Linked DNA regions of Homo sapiens: region 2 is linked to region 1. The links are chromatin loops, found by intact Hi-C in ENCODE. Cell type or tissue: PC-3. All regions are shown on one strand. Links, peaks and the distances in the headings refer to the core of each region. The heading gives the core; the rest is flanking DNA. Region 1 has its middle 130 kb from the start of RPS6KA2-AS1. Region 2 has its middle 80 kb from the start of RPS6KA2.

What was found. A loop is a pair of places that touch in the nucleus more often than their neighbours do. Peaks named below come from ENCODE experiments on the same cell type or tissue, not always from the same donor. Only the 100,000 strongest peaks of a DNase experiment are listed, where the experiment ranks them.
Region 2: it touches region 1 in a loop (13-fold over the local background); 2 of 110 quality-filtered maps call a loop at or near these places.

Annotation. Positions count from the first base shown.
Region 1 is chr6:166,769,909-166,775,232 of GRCh38, forward strand. It overlaps a transcript of RPS6KA2 not described here. Among named protein-coding and RNA genes, the nearest start is that of RPS6KA2-AS1, 130 kb to the right of the region's middle. RefSeq lists an enhancer at 865-2,064. In PC-3, for the core only: CTCF peaks have their summits at 697, 896, 2,806 (motif pointing right) and 3,012; no DNase peak of the experiment used is centred there.
Region 2 is chr6:166,704,204-166,709,581 of GRCh38, forward strand. It overlaps a transcript of RPS6KA2 not described here. Among named protein-coding and RNA genes, the nearest start is that of RPS6KA2, 80 kb to the left of the region's middle. In PC-3, for the core only: a CTCF peak has its summit at 3,006; a DNase peak (open chromatin) is centred at 3,108; H3K27ac peaks cover 1,073 bases.

The DNA.
Region 1 (5,324 bases), core at 325-5,324:
CTGTTCTCATAAGACCTTTTTAACCTTATTATATTTTTGCTTTTTAGCTTCAGGAAAGCTGCCAGAAAATCAGGAGTATTTTTGTTTCAAATGAACTACAGCGCAGTTTAACGTATCAATGTAGATGAACATAAGCTCAACCAGAAACCAACTTCCAATGACCCGTTTGGCACCTACAAGGAGCAGGCCCATCTAGCCTGCTGTGACCGCTGCAGAGGCGCGGCCCCAAGGATGATCAATCCCATGGTGTCACAACCACATGTGGCGTGACTACCGACTTACTACATTTCACCTGAGTGTTGCAGCCCAAAGCATTGAAAACAGCTATTAAACTATCTTTAAAAATGTCTTATTAATAAAGGTATTAAAACCAGATAGATGCTTGAAATAGGAGAAATCTACCTCCATCTAAAATTATCTATTTTAGTCCTAATTCCTAGAAAAGCTGTTGCTGAGCCACACGCACTAGAGTCTGGAGGCTGGTCGGCCACCAGCCTGCAAACCTCGAGGGCAGACACAGCCCCAGGCAGCTTCAGCACCCCCACGTTTGCCTCGCTGCCATGGCTCCCTTCTGCCGCTGGTAATTTCAGCTTATTTTGAAGGCACGTCGTAGTTTTAAAAGGAATATTGGACATAAAGTGATGCAGAGATTCAGAATCAAACTCAAATCATAATGCATGGCAAGATGACATCCTCAGTTTAGCACGCAAGGCAGCCCCTGCTGTACAAGGACATTACTGCACAAAGCACTCGGATTCCCCACAGGATGCCAAAAAATTCACATTTTCCTGTGGAGTGGTCCAGCCTTCTAAAAGCTCTTCGCACCTTGCCTTGCTGGACTCCGGGCACCGTGAAACAACTCAATAAATTGAAAAAGACTTCATGTTTAACTTAAAAAAAAAATGTAACTCACATAAGCATGGAAAAAAACAAACCCACAGGAACGCTTCTTACCTCTACGGATCCAGCTACCTTTGTCTTGCAGGCAGCTGAGTCACTTTTGCCCTGTGAAAATGGAAACGAAGAAAGAATTCCTTTAAGTCACAGGACGTATTTACAGTCAGCAACTTCATTAGCAAGGGCATTACTACCATACTCACCAGGCCTGTGAGCTTTTTGTTTCTAAACATTAATCTCCACATAATTTTAAGTAATTGGAGGAGTTTCTTTCGCGTTCAGGAAGCCCTTTAGTGAAAGCCTACAGAAGAAAGGAACTTGCGACTTTTGTGCAACTTTTAAAATTTAGCCAAAGGAAGTGATGGTGTCCCATCACCAACCTCAAAGCTCAACGGAAAGAAAGTCTCTTTCAAGCTCCATATGCACAGCATTTATCTTCCAAGCCACGCATCAGTGACGAGCAGGCAAATGCTTTCAGGTGACTCTAAACTCTAGTCTATGGAAGAGGCTCATTCCAGCTATTTTAATCTGTAGATTTCATCTTCATCTGTAATACGCTCGCATACACCTAGTTAAAATTCCAATCGTGCTTGGTCCAGGGCTTAAACCCGGAAGCGCGTGTGTCTAGGAGGCCTTTCTTCTTCCCAAGCCTCTTTTTGGCCAGCATGGTTTGGAGGTGACCTGAAGATTTTACTCAGCAACGTGGTTTTAGGACTGCTGAGAGCAGAGACAACGGCTACCCTTACTGCGGCACGTTCAGTGATGCAGGGGCCACATTTCCATTTCCTACTTTCTCCTTTAGCCTTTTCCTGCCACATTTCTCTTCTGTTCTCTGTTCCTTGGCTCATACCCACTGAAATATAAGAGATGAAGGAAGAAGCCAGAATTCAAATGAAATCTCCTTTGCCCCTACTGATGACTGCGGTTCAAGTGTCAGAAGACAGAGCGTTGGAATCACCATCTAAATGAAATGAGGCTAACAGGAGATGCCAGCGGCCTCTGCTGCCTCACATGGCCCTCGGTTGTCACGAGTGAGCACAGCTTTGGGGCTGGCTTCTCCCGAGTGTGCCATGAGGAAAGGGGTCCAGCGATTCTTCCCTGAGAGAAACCCCTGCACTGCGGGTGCCCATTCTCGCCTCAGCCTACACCTCCTCTGTCCTCCAACACAGCTGATGAGCGGCCGGTTTATCGAGGTGAGAATCATAGCTCTGTTTGTTTTATGTTCCCAACTGGACGGTAATTAATAACTGGCAAGAATACAGTTGCTAATGCTGACTTTACCACTTGTTTTTGCCATTTATGTACCTGTTTGTATTGTACTGGGCATGTATGGTGAGCCTATGTGGGGTTTCTACCCAGCAGCCCTTCTCCCCTCCTGGCAAGCACTCCCTTTCTTTCTATGGGACACTAGTTCCATGGAGTCCAGGTGGGAATGACCCCACCCCCCAGCCCCCCCACCACTGGGAGAAAGGCCCTAGCAGGGCTCCCTCAGAGCTGTCAGCCCCCTTGTCCTGGGATGGCCAGCCTGGCAGATGACCTAAGTCTGGGGTTTGTGCTTGCTCTGCCTTGGAAATGTGCCTGCCTGAGAATGGAGTCGAGCAAGGAGGAAGAGAAATTCAGTGTCCTGCCGACAGCTTCGGACGCTGGGATTCAGACCCACCAGAAACCATCTCTTTCAATGGTGTGAGCCAACAAATTGCCAATTTTAAGAAGGTTTGATTCTGTTTCTATAACTTGAAAAAGATGGTGAGACCCGGTGGAACATAAATGACGCTTTTACAGAAAAATACCTAATAGCATGAAAATCCCAAATGTGCCGCAATGTTGTGCCTTCGCCTATCACCTCATTCCACTCCATGACCTACTCTCAGGGCAACCAGCTTTTCAAAGGAAGTGCCCCACAGATGGCGCTACTAAGCCCGGCTGTCGGGACACACCTGAGACTGTGCATCCAGGGTATGCGGTGCTTGGGGTCCCTCATAAAAAGACACATTACTAAATTTTTCATATTGTCTTGTTTAGAATCACTGACTGTCTTTCCCTTCTCACTTCCTGGACTCTCTTCTTTGCAAACAACATTAAGAATGTTGTTAACTCCCCTGAATTAAACAGGGGAATCTGGAATGACTTGGACATTAAATGAGGATTCTCCAGCCACTCTGCAGCCACGCTATCCCTCCCACCTCCACCCCTTCTCTTCCTCCAAACTGGCCCCCACACCCATCCTCTCTACACCATGGTCAGCCTGCTGTGCGGGCTCCACGTCTGGGTCAACCCTGTGTGGGCAGAGAACAGGGGCAGCTTCCAGCTCCAGAAGGAAATCCCAGCTCCTCTACTACTCCTTTCCGATCCAGGACACGAGAGGAGAGGACTCCCCTTACGGATCCCATCTCCTCCCCTGAAGCATCTGTGACTGTGCAGGTTGGAGAAGGAGGCAGGGAAGGGGGTGAGGAGAGGGGGAAGAGGGGTCACAGGAAAGCCCAGTGTGCCCTAATGAGGGGCTTTCCATCACAGGGGAGTCAGAGCCCCCACAGGAAATCCTGACTCCTGAAGCAATCCACTTTTCTTTTCTTTCTTTTCGTTTTTTTTTGTTTTGTTTTGTTTTGTTGTTTTTGAGGTGGAGTCTCGCTGTGTCACCCAGGGTGGAGTACAGTAGTGCAGTCTTGGCTCACTGCAACCTCTGCCCCCCAGGTTCCAGTGATTCTCCTGCCTCAGCCTCGTGAGTAGCTGGGATTACAGGCGCCCACCACCACACCCAGCTAATTTTTGTGTTTTTAGCGGAGACAGGGTTTCACCATTGGCCAGGCTGGTCTGGAACTCCTGACCTCAGGTGATCTGCCTGCTTTGGCCTCCCGAAACACTGGGATTACAGGCGTGAGCCACTGCACCTGGCTGCAATCTGCTACTGTCCCCTTCCTCGTCTGTCCATCCTGTTACATACCTGTGACCACATTATCGTCAAAATACGTTTAACATGAATTTATTATCATCATGGCTAGCTCCACCAGGAAGAAAAAAAAACTACCGTTGAGATGACATAAAACGCTTTGTGCAAATGATCGTCCTCCAGGGGTATTCCGTGAAGAGGACACTTGTCATATAGCCAAGCATGCTTGCAGAAAATAAATGGACGTGGTCAGACAAATATTTTTGTGTGTTTCATTGATTTGAAATAAACTATCAGAAATTTCTAAACAAATACTCGCCAACCTTTTGGAAAAAAATATGGATTGAATCTTTTTTTTTAAGTCTAGAAAGTGACCCAGTGTTGTGGGAGAAATGTGAAAGGCAGGCACCATCGCTTTCACGGCACTTGGGGTCATAGTCTGGATGACCAAGATTCATTTGATCCTCAGGGGTCTTTTATGATTGGACTGCAAGTAAAGCTGCCAGCCAAATTTTATAACACAAAAGGTGTTCCGTGTGCTCACAGCACCCCTGCTTACCAGATGACAGAATGTCTTGAAGATTGTGCACGTTCCTCAAAAGACACATTTAGACAGTCATGGTCAGGCAGTTGATAGACTCGATATCAGCTATGAATTTCTCAGTGAAATTAGTGCATGGGATTCTAGAAAATTGGACACTTTCAAGTGGTGCTGTGGCTGGAGTGGTGCAGCCGTCTTTACCCAGCGAGCGTCCCGGCGTTGGTTATTCTGGGTCTTTGAGAATGCTGTGACTGTCCCTGCTGCTGCTGCACCCATCCCAGCACCACGTGGCTAAGCTCTCCCAAGATGCTACGGACCATGGTAGGGAGCTCAGCCTCCCAAGCAGCCAGCCAGGGTTTATTTCCTGGCACCAGAACTTAGGCAAGTCATTGGACTCCTCAGCCCCAATTTCCCTGTTTGTACAATTGAGGAAGACAGTCCCTTACACAGGGGTGGTGGGAGAAAGAAATGAGCTGGCCCATATTGGGCTCCCAGCAGACAGCAGCCATCAGTGAACATCAGCATGATGACGATGTGGGGAAAATTAAGGCGTTCCCAGATTACAGCAGCATAAAGGACCCCAAAACATCTCGCCCTTCTTTGAGAACGCTGGCATGTGTGCTTCTTGTCTGTGACCTCTGAGGAGTCGGATCCCCAGGTGCTTCAATAGCTCTGAGCTGTCCTTTATTTTGGATGAGCCCCGTCTTCCAGCTTTTAGGGTTGGGAGGGCAGAGGAGAAACGGCAGGTGGCACTGCGGATATTTTTACACAGGATAATGTGACCTGCCCAGCCTGCACCTGCGCTCAGCATCATCAGAGTTCCGTTTCTTATACTTAATTAGGCTACACAACCAATTTTACGATTTTACCATTTTGAAATCACGTGGGAGTTACCAAAATGGTTAATTTAAAACGGTTTTACCCAGACTTTGGGGGGCAGTCTTGATTCTTAAATGGCTTTGATGGCTTTGATAAACACCCTGGGCCCTTCCTCCAAAA
Region 2 (5,378 bases), core at 89-5,088, 66 kb before region 1:
AATGAAACAGCAATCTGTGAGGTGTTGATAGCATGCAGTATGTAGCCAAGGTGACCCAAGGTCAGTGTCTCCTTCTAGATGCATCTGCAGGTAGTTAGCATTCGCCACCCACACACCTGGCCCAACAGGAACACTGACGAGGCATGCGCATACTGCTGATGAAATGCAGCCTGGTTTGCTCCAGAGCACATGTTTTCTAAAACACACGTGTAACTGATAGACTTAGCGACTGACTAGGTGTGAAGATAATATAAAAGTTGCATTAGTCATGAGCCAATTTCTCTGATGCACTCACGTTTTAAGTCACCGTGTAACAGCAGGTCTGTGCTATAACACAAAGGACTGTGACACAGGTGAACACAGCAAGACACCAGGAACACACTTGGATGCCCATCGGCCCCAGGTTTCTTCTGCTGGTCCTGTCTGGCCATGTGTTTGGGTTTGAAAGTGTCCAGATTGCCTGGTTCTCCTGGATCTTCACGCAAAAGAAACGAGCACATGATGGTGACCTGGAACTCTCCTCGCTGGCGTCACTGCATTTTTGCAAAGCCTGTAACTGTCCTGTCTGCATTCTGGGCTCCAAGGCTCAGTCCTCTGATCTTTCCTGACCTGTCCTTCCCCTAGGCTGCCTTCCTCTTTTTCCTTATTACAGTAAAGTTCTGTATGTACTGCAGCATATTCCATTTATTGGGAATTGAATATATTTCTTCTATGCCAGGATTTAAAATTAGGATTGTTAATATTGTGGTTTGTGCTCTGGTTACAGAATTTCTAAGGTTTGGGTGTTCTATCCCAGCACCATATTTTCTCAAAGCCTTGCTCTCTGCAGTGGGTGATTTTGCACAATGCAAACTTCTCAGGTACTTTCTTCTGAGCTCCAGGTCCCCATATCCAACATCTACTCAACATCTTATTCTGAGATGTTCACCTCAAACATGTGAGAATCAACATGTCAACATGTCAATACCTCTTGCAGGATTTCCTAACTCCACAGATGGTATCCGTCCAATTGTGCAAGCCAAGAGCAAGGCGCCAGCTGGGACGTTTCCCATACCCAATCTATCATCATGTCCCATTAAATTTTACCAGTAGTGTTTCTCGAATGTGTCCGTTTCTCTTTGTCTCTGCTGCCACCTTCATCTTACACCTGAATCACTGCAGCAGCCTCCTCCCTGGCCACAGCAGTCTATGAAACACTAATCTGAGCAGATCACCACCCTCCGCACAAACCCTTAGGGAACTAGAAGAAAAGTCGCTCAACTTGGTAAAGGCTACATTACAAAAACAACCAGTAAACATCACACTCAGTGGAGAAACTTTAAAATCAGAAGCAAAGATGCCCATTAACATCACAACTGCTTAGCATGGTACTAAAGGTCCTTACAGACAAAAAAGAAGAAAGAAGCAAGAAGGAGAGAGTCAGAAAACAAAATAAATTAGTGGTATAAGATTTGGAAGGAAGATAAAAAACATCCTTATTGGCAGATGACACAATCCTAGACATAGACACTCCAACAGAATAGAGACTATTAAAACTAACGAGAGTTCAGTGATGTTGATGGATTTACAGTGGGCTTAAAAATTACTAGCAATTATCCTCACCTATTGATACAGACTGAATGTTTGTGTCTCCCCTAACTCTTATGTTGAAATCTAATCCCAAGTGTGATGGTATTTGGAGGGGGGTCTGGGAGGTGATTAGGTCATGAGAGCAAAGCCCTCATGAATGGGATTATAAAAGAGACCTTATGAAAGAGACTCTAGAGAGGGCCCTCACACCTTCCACCACGTGAGGACTTGGCAAGAAGGCACTGTCTGTGAACCAGGGAGCAAGTGTCCACCAGACACTGGATCTGTGGGTTCCTCGATCTTGGACTTCCAGCCTCCAGAACTGTGAGAAACGAATTTCTGTTGTTTATAAGCCACTCCGTTTATCGTTTTTCATTACAGCATCCCAAATGGACTAACACACCTGCAATAACCAATTACAGTTTTTATTAAACTTAAGTGGTGAAATTTTATCAAATACCTCTCTGTACCAATTGAGAGGACCACATGGCTCATGTTGCTATCAACAAGAAAAGATAGGCAACCCAACCCAAAAAACAGGCCAGGAATGAAAACAGTTCACAGCAAGAGAAATGTAAATGACTGGCAAGTATGTGAAGAGTTCCTCAACTCAGTCAATGTAACCAGAAGAAATAAAATGAGGAGAAGACAATTCAAGCCATCATATTTATAAAATGTAAAGGCGTCATACAACCAAGAGTTGGTGAGCGTGGGAAGGAAGATCTGGGGCCTCCTGCAATTCTTCTGGAAGCGTCCCCTGCCGTGACTGCATGGAGAACACTTGAGCAGTCATGAAGATGAAGAACGAGTATCATCTGTGCTCTTTCCATCCCATGCTGCATAGCCTGGAGACCCCAGACCCCCAGCCCTCCACGACTGGATGGGTACCCAGGCAAGGGGACAGCTAGTTAGGCAGGCTTTACGCACAGTACCCAGGGGGAAGTAAAGCCCCGTGCCAACTGTCTGTGCAAAATGAAATATCACACGCACAGCCTGTTACTGTGTATCTTAAAGGATACATTCATATCTAAGAATATAGAGAGGGTGGGATCGGGAGGAAAAGTAAAATAGTATTAAACAAGAAGAGTCTTATTTTGACAGTTGTGCTAGAGTTCCTTGAATAGTAGTAACAAAACTCTGCATAGGAAGTTTTTGAAAAACATTAAGAGTAAATGGTCTTCAGATTTATTGGTGGAAGGGTGACAGCCATTCAAATGGATAAGTTCAATTTAGGAGTGAATATTACTCAAAATAGAACAAAGTCCAACATACCTATAATTAGTGTGCAGGAAGAAGAAAAGTACCCAGCAAACTTGAGAGTAAAGGCTGATCAGAGAAGAGAGTTAGCAGGCAAAGGAAGAGAAAACCAGCATCTGCTAGATGCCTTCCTTGTGGCAGCACTGGACAGATAACCCTTTGTGCAATGCCGGGGTTGCCGGGAAGGGGGCAGCTCTGCTCTCTGTGCAGATGGACGGCAGCCCGGCAGCCACGCAGCCCGCAGAGCAGAGCCGGGTTAGAGCACAGTTCCGTCTCACCCACACGGTTAGGGAGCTCCAACCATGTGGCAGGGAGACTTTCAGGAATAAGTGAAGGTCGGTTTCCAAAGTGCAGCATGATTCTTAGTAAGCAAATATTGTTGATTCATTACAAAGGTAAATAGAAACAGTTTCAATGGAGCAGTGAGGAACAAAACCAGGTGACTGGGTGGTGGGGAAGTGGCAGAGGAATGAAAATGACTTATAAATTAAGGATAGTGAATATCTGGGCACGTTTAAAGTTATGGATGACAGTAATGGAAGGAGTGCAGAATCAAGGCCCAGGGTCATTATAAAGGAGGAGGTCCAGACAGGTGCACCTGGATCAGATTGGGAGGTGACTAAACAAGTGACCTAAAATGTATAAATATAGTACCTTAATTATGGTGATCATTATTACTTATCTTCAGAGAGTAATCTTTCTTTCTTTCTCTCTCTCTCTCTCTTTTTTTTCAGGGTCTTACTTTGTTGCCCAGGCTGAAGTACAGTGGTGCGATCTTGGCTCCTAGGCTGGTGGCCTTGACCTCCCAGGCTCAAGCAATCCTCCCGCCTCAGCCTCCAGAGTAGCTGGAACTACAGGTGTGCACCACCGTGCCCAGATAATTTTTGAATATTTTACAGAGACAGGGTCTCACTATGTTGCCTAGGCCGGTCTTGAACTGCTGGCCTTAAGTATTCCACCTGCCTCAGCCTCCCAAAGTGCTGAGATTACAGGCATGAGCCACCACAACTGGCCTGAGAATAATTTCTTTTGCTAATATTGTACAACCACAGAAAAAAGGAAAATATTCTCCGGTAGAATTAAATCTATATACTTACACTTATTTATTAAAAATATTTGTGTTTTTTATTGGATCTAGAAAAAAACCTGATTTAATTCAATATATTTTTGTCACTATGTATTAATTCTGTTGGAAACATAATAGGATTGAGCTTGATGTCAAATAACAGGATGAAATCTTTTTTTTGCATAAAGGAACATAAAACTATTTATTGACCACTCTTCACAAGTATTTACAATAAAGTAAACATTATACAGTTGGATAACATTCTGATTACTGCAAAGTGGTTTTTCCTGGCTTTTGAAATCACTTTTAAGAATAGTTAACCTGGACTTGACACAGAAAAATCTCAACTCTCAAAAAGCTAAGCCACACCAAAGAAACTGCTTTATCAGGTTGTTGAAAACATTTAGGATGTTAAAAATAATTTCAGTATAAACAAAAATGCTTTCTTCCTTGCAACTTCCATTCCTCCTGCCTTGGAACCCTGGCAAAAGCTAAGAAGTTAGAAGACATTCCAAGACGTTTCGCAGGTCCTGAGAAGGTACTTACACACCCGCTGAGAGTTCTCGTCACCAGGCAGTGCACACTGCTAAACAGGCTTTACCAGTAGGCCTTTACTAGTACTATTTACAGTTACAATAAATAACTTTCTCTAAAGTTTTACCACAGTGACTTCCTTCTCATACAATTGAACTTGCTCACTTTCAAGTGTAATTATATTTTTGAAATACATACTTCTGAACTGAAGTCTCCACCATTAATTTTCATGGGCAATACATGATAAAATAAATGCATTGTACCACAAATTGCAATGTATTAAGTTCTGTGGAGTAAGTGAAGCCAGTCATGTAGACAACTGGGAGAGATATGAAATAGAAGTGACACACCGCTCCGTGTTGATATTCAAAGTAGAGAAACAAGGAAGAGGTGTGAGCCACAAGCTGTGAGCCTGCAGTGGGGTTCCATACACATTCCCCCAGCCGGGTACTATCGGCTTGTTTTAGCACGCCTCTTATCCGGGTTGTGCCTCAGTTTCCTCCTCCTTAAAGCAGCACTGAAGTTCATCTCACCTCTGCTTCCCTCACCGGTTGTCATAAAGATGTAACAAGATAACGGATGTGGGGTGCTTGTCAAGCTGGGCACGCATGTAGAAAATCATTACTTTTATTAATGGAGGAATAAGAACAATAGTCCCAGAAGTCAGAAATAAAGACACAACATATCCTCAAAATATCCTTAAAAATAAACACATGGGCTGAGTAAGTTGGCTCACGCCTGTCATCCCGGCACTTTGGGTGGCCGAGGCAGGAGGATTGCTGGAACCCAGGTGCTGGAGGCTAGCCTGTGCAACATAGTGACACTCCATCTGTACCAAAATAAATAAATAAATAAACACATGACCAAAAAGAAAAAACTATTTGATGGCTTCGCTTTATCCTAATCTCAAATCACATTGTTATTCTTTACATCATCTTTCTTTCTTCATAAA